Regions from separate parts of the Homo sapiens genome. Here region 1 is linked to region 2. A link is a contact called in ENCODE Hi-C or POLR2A ChIA-PET data. All regions are on one chromosome and are shown on one strand. The core of a region is the stretch at or near the end of the contact, and the rest is flanking DNA. Distances in the headings are between cores, read along the strand shown.

What was found. Hi-C counts contacts between places; a loop is a spot of excess contacts on that map. ChIA-PET counts read pairs that join two places held with the same protein, here RNA polymerase II (POLR2A). Pooled maps may share reads with other maps.
Region 1: a loop to region 2 is called in a pooled map, with 2.4 times the contacts of the local background. The contact joins two enhancer-like sites. A Hi-C loop is called at or near these places in 1 of 50 pooled maps. POLR2A ChIA-PET finds 5 or more read pairs at or near these places in 2 of 52 experiments (H1 and naive thymus-derived CD4-positive, alpha-beta T cell).

The regions. Positions count from the first base shown.
Region 1 is chr3:49,538,088-49,541,426 of GRCh38, forward strand. No RefSeq gene overlaps it. Among named protein-coding and RNA genes, the nearest start is that of BSN-DT, 15 kb to the right of the region's middle. RefSeq lists a silencer at 1,876-2,105. Within about 2 kb of position 1,769, at least 24 of the 41 ENCODE cell types and tissues checked have a DNase peak (open chromatin) inside an H3K27ac peak, as active enhancers do.
Region 2 is chr3:49,295,610-49,299,050 of GRCh38, forward strand. It overlaps USP4 (ubiquitin specific peptidase 4), which reads right to left. Exons shown (of 22, transcript NM_003363.4): 12 at 2,943-3,026; 13 at 2,261-2,355. Among named protein-coding and RNA genes, the nearest start is that of C3orf62, 20 kb to the left of the region's middle. Within about 2 kb of position 1,351, at least 11 of the 41 ENCODE cell types and tissues checked have a DNase peak (open chromatin) inside an H3K27ac peak, as active enhancers do.

The DNA.
Region 1 (3,339 bases), core at 519-3,018, 240 kb after region 2:
ATTTTGGCTCACTGCAACCTCTGCCTCCGGGGTTAAGGCGATTCTCATGTCTCAGCCTCCCAAGTAGCTAGGACTACAGGCACGTGCTACCACACCCAGCTAATTTTTGTATTTTTTTTAGTAGAGATGGGGTTTCGCCATCTTGGCTAGGCTGGTTTCGAACTCCTGACCTCAAGTAAGTGATCCTCCCGCCTTGGCCTCCCAAAGCGCTGGGATTTCCTTTTTTTTTTTTTTTTTGAGACGGAGTCTCGCTCTGTCACCCAGGCTGGAGTGCAGTGGTGCCATCTTGGCTCACTGCAACCTCCGCCTCCCAGGTTCAAGCGATTCACCTGCCTCAGCCTCCCAAGTAGCTGGGACTACAGGTGTGTGCCACCACGCCTGGCTCATTTTTTGTATTATTATTATTATTATTATTATTATTATTATTTTGAGATGGAGTCTTGCTCTGTCACCCAGACTGGTGCAGTGGCCCAATCTCAGCTCACTGCAAGCTCCACCTCCTGGGTTCATGCCATTCTCCTGTCTCAGCCTCCCGAGTAGCTGGGACTACAGGTGCCCGCCACCACGCCCGGCTAATTTTTTTGTATTTTTAGTAGAGACGGGGTTTCACCGTTTTAGCCAGGATGGTCTCGATCTCCTGACCTTGTGATCCGCCTGCCTTGGCCTCCCAAAGTGCTGGGATTACAGGCGTGAGCCACCGCGCCTGGCCTGGGATTTCAATATCTTAAAAATCCAAATCCATTGGTGACTCTTTCCCTGTTTTGCTCACCTTCCTCACAACTACCTTGAGGCAAAGTCACTGAGGCCCAGAGAGGGCAAGGGAGTTATTGGTCTGGGTCTTGTGGCTAGTGTGAGGCGTGTTCAGTTCTAAATATGACCCAAACACTTTAGGTTTTATTATTATTATTATTATTATTATTATTATTATTATTATTATTACTACTACTACTATTATTATTTTGAGACAGCGTCTTGCTCTGTCGGCCAGGCTGGAGTGCAGTGGCACCATCTCGGCTCACTGCAACCTCCACTTCCCGGATTCAAGCGATCCTCCTGCCTCAACCTCTGGAGTAGCTGGGATTACAGGCATCCGCCACCACGGCCGGCTAATTTTTGTATTTTTAGTAGAGACAAGGTTTCACCATGTTGGCCAGGCTGGTGTTGAACTCCTGACCTCAGGTGATCCACTCACCTCGGCCTCCCAAAGTGCTGGGATTACAGGCGTGAGCTACCGTGCCCGGCCAGGTTTAATTCTGATGATGAAATTCTGTTCCTGTTGTAGAGCAGCAAAGAATTATTTGAAGCACCTATGGAGAAATGCTGGGTACCATTTCCCTGTGGGGACCCTAGAAGATCTAGAGGAGGTTCGGCAAGAGGTTCAAAGTGGGGGCTCCCATCAGCTGGAGTTCGGGTGCTCCTGCAGGAGGGGCCCTCCTAAGGACAGCCTAGGGCATGGGCAGCATGAAGACCGGGTTGCTGGGGCCCTGGTTAGCCCCACTACCCCCAGTTTTGGTGGCGATTATCCTAGAGTCTCAGTTCGGGTCAGACGAATTGTTCTGTCCATGTCCCTGTGAAGGCTCCGTGTGGCGAGACGCAGGGCCTTGGGCAGGTTCGGGCTGGGGATAGGGAGAGCTCCCAACCTTGGTAGTGGCTCCAGATGCCCCCCAGGTGAGCCCAGCAGAGTGGACTGCCAGGAGCAGCTCTGGGCCGAAGAGGGAGACAGTGTCCGCGGCCTCCCAGGAGGTGGCGCCAGAGGATTAAGTCGCCAGCGGTGGGCGGGGCTGAAGAGTCGGGCTGTGGGCGGGGCTAATAACGCCGCCAGCTCCCGGAAAGCGCTAGCCTCCGGAGGCCGGCCGTGGGTCGAGCTGAGGCCGCTCGGGAGCGGACGAAAATCTCCGGCAGCGCGGGGCCGAGCGGGGCTGTGGGCAGGGCTAAGGCCGTGGGGCCGGCGGGCGGGCGGGGCGAAGCCCGCGAGTAGCCCAACCGCGGGGAGCCAGTCCGAGCGCGGCCGCTAGCTGGTGGTGTAACTAGACTTGTCTTCTCTCCACCACTGCCGCACAGTCCCTGAGGGCATCGGGGCGAGTGTAGCTGCAACTGGGGAGCCTGTGATTCGCCAGTGCCCTTCTCCCTAGGCAAGGGAAGCGAGCAGGCAATAAGAGGGGCGAGTCTGGGGCCCAGGCTTCCGCTACCGAGACCCCAGTCAGCAAACCTTTAATTCAGAGGTGGGGAACCAATAAGGAGCCCTCCTGTGCGTACTCCCTCGCCTTAGCGTTTGCCTGCCTCCAGGCCCCGTGCCCCGCGGAGCCAGCGCGGGACCTGCACACGGTATAGATAGAGCTCAGCGCTTGCAGGGCCTCTCTGTCTCTCCTTCCTCCAGCCAGAGAGCTCCTGAGGGCACCGCCTAAAGGGGGTAGCCTGATAGGGTACTGTGAGATCTGGGAGGGTACTGGATGGAGATGAGGTGCCTCCACTTGTGTGATTGGGTCCCCCTGCTTGGCACTAGAAGCAGACGTGGGATGAGGCTGCTGGCGACTTACTCTTTCCCTGAGTGGGGGTACCCTGAAACCCCAGGAAACACCTTTCCCAAAGCAGTCTTCACAGCTCTAGGCATGCATTGGAACAGCAGGGACATCCAGTTGGGAGCTGGCCAGGGCCAGGGCTGAGGGTGCTGTTGTCTTCTGTCCGCATGGTGTCGCATCCTTAGGCTATAGAGGGCAAAACCAAGTTTGGAGCCTGCCAAAATGGTCCAGAGCTCACGCCAGACCAGCTCCCTTTCTAGGGAATTGGAGCCAGTAGTCTAGGATCACTTCCCACTTCCGTTGCAAAAGGTCTTGAGAGAGGCCGGGCCTAGCGGCTCACGCCTGTAATCCCAGCACTTTGGGAGGCCAAGGCGGGTGGATCACCTGAGGTTAGGAGTTCAAGACCAGCCTGGCCAACATGGTGAAACCCCGTCTCTACTAAAAATGCAAAAACTAGCCAGGTGTGGTGGTGCACACCTGTAGTCCCAGCTACTCGAGAGGCTGGGGCAGAAGAACCGCTTGAACCCGGGAGGTGGAGGTTGCAGTGAGCCGAGATCTCGCCACTGCATTCTAGCCTGGGCGAAACTCTGTCATACAAAAACAAAAACAAAAACAACAAAATCAACGTTCAGTTGGGACTTACTGACATTATAAAACCTAAACAGTTAATTTTCTTCTGCACCGTGGCCTGGCCACAGTACAAACTGGATAATGTCAGTTACTGAGTTACTGGCCGGAAAGTGGCACTTTCAAGCCCCAACTTCAATGCAATCGTTTTTTTTTTTTCTTTTTTTTTTTTTTGAGGCGGAGTCTCGCTCTG
Region 2 (3,441 bases), core at 101-2,600:
TTGCTGGCAACCGACTGTAGTCTTTCCCTCTTCCTATAGGGGGAGACACAAACTTACTGATTCAAATTTTGAAACTAAACATATGCACGTGTGCGCGCGCGCGCGCACACACACACACACACACACCCCCCCCTCCCCAAATGCCTAGCAAACAGTCCTGACTGAAGTTTATGAAGGAGGAATTTCTAATACATAAAAATGTCCAAGGTGTGCTCTCGAGTAAATACTGTGGTCCAGCATAGTGGTAAAGAACCAGGCCTTGGAGTGCACCTGCCCCAGGTTCCAGGTCCACATTGCCATTTTCTGGCTGCTAGTAATAAGCACCTAACTTCTTAGTCTATTTATTCGGTGGACAATGGGATTACCCACTTTAAAAGGTGTGGTAAGAATTAAATAATTTAGTAGCACAGTGTACAACACATTAAAAAGTAGCAGATGCAGGCCGGGCACAGTGGCTCACACCTGTAATCCCAGCACTTTGGGAGGCCGAGGGGGACGGATTACGAGGTCAGGAGATCGAGACCACCCTAACTAACACAGTGAAACCCCATCTCTACTTAAAATACAAAAAATTGGCCAGGTGTGGTGGCACGCGCCTGTAGTCCCAGCTACTCAGGAGGCTGAGGCAGAATGGCATGAACCTGGGAGGCGGAGCTTGCAGTGAGCCACGATCACACCATTGTACTCCAGCCTGGGTGACACAGCAAGACTCTATCTCAAAAACATAAATAAATAAAAAATAAAAAATACCAGATGCTGGCCGAGCACAGTGGCTCACGCCTGTAATCCCAGCACTTTGGGAGGCCAAGGCGGGTGGATCACGAGGTCAGGAGATTGAGACCATCCTGGCTAACACGGTGAAGCCCTGGCTCTACTAAAAATACCAAAAATGAGCCAGGCGTGGTGGCGGGTGCCTGTAGTCCCAGCTACTCGGGAGGCTGAGGCAGAAAAATGGCATGAACCCGGGAGGCAGAGCTTGCAGTGAGCCGAGATTGCGCCACTGCACTCCTGCCTGGGAGACAGAGCGAGACTCCGTCTAAAAAAATAAAATAAAATAAAATAAAAATACCAGATGCTACTATTGCTTTCATAAAACAATTGTCAATTCAAATTCATCTATAAAAGAATTTGTTTTTCCAATGGTTGGCCCATAGGCCCTCTGAAAATTCCTTTGTTGGTGGTCTGCTAAGCTCCCCACAGGGTAATCCTCCAGTTCCTTTCAGCTCAGGTGTGTGAAAACACTACTTTCTGGAATTTACAGAGACCATGTTAAGGGCTTGGGGTTATATGTGAAAGTGGACTTTCCCATGTTCTAGCCCTTGGCACAGTGTCAGCTCTTGGCTGTGTCTGTGCAAGTGAGAACAGAAATAGATCTTGGGTGTGGCTAGGAACTATTCCTTTTAGAGAGATCTAGAAGTCATAGGCCCAAAAATGTAAAGGGAAGGAACTATCTCCTTTACATACTGAATTCCTCAGCCAAAAACAAAAACCAAAACAAAATCCTAAAACCCTTTCTCAGCAGAGGCAAGTTCCTGAGTGAGAGGTAAAGAGGGAGGGACAGTACGGCTGTGCTCCATACTTCCTGGGCAAGTGGCTGCCTGGGAGCAGCAGGCAAGTTCATGTATGGGAGCAGCCGGCAAGTTATTACACCACTGTGCCTGGAAGAGGGACACACACACAATTACACAGAGCAGCCATGAAGCAGCATGTGGGAAGGCAGAGGAGGCCTTTGTATTGTCCTCACAGAGATGAAGAAACTCAGTCTCAGAGCTTACAGAATGTTTGAGCTGAAAACAGCTGTTTAAATCAGCCCTGTCATTTCTGCATTGGGGATGGTAGTATCATGGTACTCGCTGAGAAGCTACAGCCTGTGGCAGAGAAAGGACAAGATCCTTCCGTACCACACCCCTACTACCATCTTCCCATCACACAGCTGGGATTCCTCTTAAGAAAGGCATCTCTGATGGTAGGACCATCTGTAGGAGCAGTGATTTGGCCTTCTTCATAGGCAAAACTGTTGAAAAAAGGCTGTGGCTGTGCTGAGGAGAGTTATCAGAATGTTTAGCTCTGCAGGGCAGGAGGGGTTGAGCACTGATGGCTGCCCACGATGCCCTCAATACCCATCTCTTGCACCCAGGGGTCAGGGCCAATCCACATGAGCAATGACTGCCCACATTTTTGTTCTGGAGATATGAATGCAGCAAAGTCTCTAGAATGTGTCCTCTGACCTGACCTGCAGCAGAAACTGCTGAGTACTCACACGAAAATGTCATCCCGAGGCATGATGTGGTTTAAACCTTCATCCATTTGGAAAATTTTGTGGAATCGGTGATTATACACATCTGCGACCACCATCTAAGAATGAACAGTAACAGAAAGACCACAGAATGGCTAAGAGTGCCCCTACTAACTGCTTAAAACCCAGAAACAAATGAAAAAAAAAATACTCATACTCAAATGTTGCCTCTAGAGAAACCACCACACAAACAGCCCCAGAGAGCTGAGGGCCAAGGCCCAAGGGGGAGCAGCATGGCTGCCATCAGAATTGAACATGCTGGTAGCATCTGCCCTCGACTGGCAGGAAGGGCGAGGAGTGTGGTGCTAACCAGAAACCAGCAGTTGTCCAGAGCCTCTGGAGTATTCCATAGTCTGCAGTCTCTATGCCACCCTCAGTGCACAGATCTGACAGCAGAGCCCTACTCCTGGTCCTTTGACCACGGCTAGTGTGAACCCAATGAAGGAAAGATAGTGTTTCCTGGAGCTGGAAGGGACAGTCTCAGTCACAATGTGCATAGTGAGTGAGGCATCCAGACACACACAAATAATCACATTTGTGCTGGCAATAACAACAACCCCAAAAAGTGGCTTCAAGGTTGAAAGTAAACTCCAAATGCTATGAAGTATCCCAAATAGACCGAGTGCCACTGATCACCCCGCCTTACATTTTCTGCAGCAATGCCAGACAGCCTGGAGAGAGCCTCGCACAGGTCGGACACAGCCCCCATCAGCGGCACAGTCACACGGTACTGCAAGACAGAGATGGTCAAGGTCACAGGGGTGCCCCACAAAGGGTGCGAAATGCATTAGGAGAAGCAGGCATCACTAGGGGCAGAGGAGCCCTTCTAGAAACAATGTATGGTGAGGTCAGGGTACAGATGAGTCAGAAGCAGAGCAAATAAGCAGGACCTCTATGTCAGCATCCTCCTCAATACACAGGCAGCAGCATGGGGGCTAGGCCATCTCTTTCTCTTCCAAACATTGCTTCATTTTATTCTTAATTCTTTAGAGTACTTTCTGAAGAACTGCTGAAATTATACAAATTCAAATTGCCATCTGGTCCTACCTTTTTATTTTATTTTTATTTTTTGTAGAGACAGGGTCTCAAACTCCTGGCCTCGAGCAATCCTCCCGCCTCAGCATCCCAAAGTGCTGGGATTACAG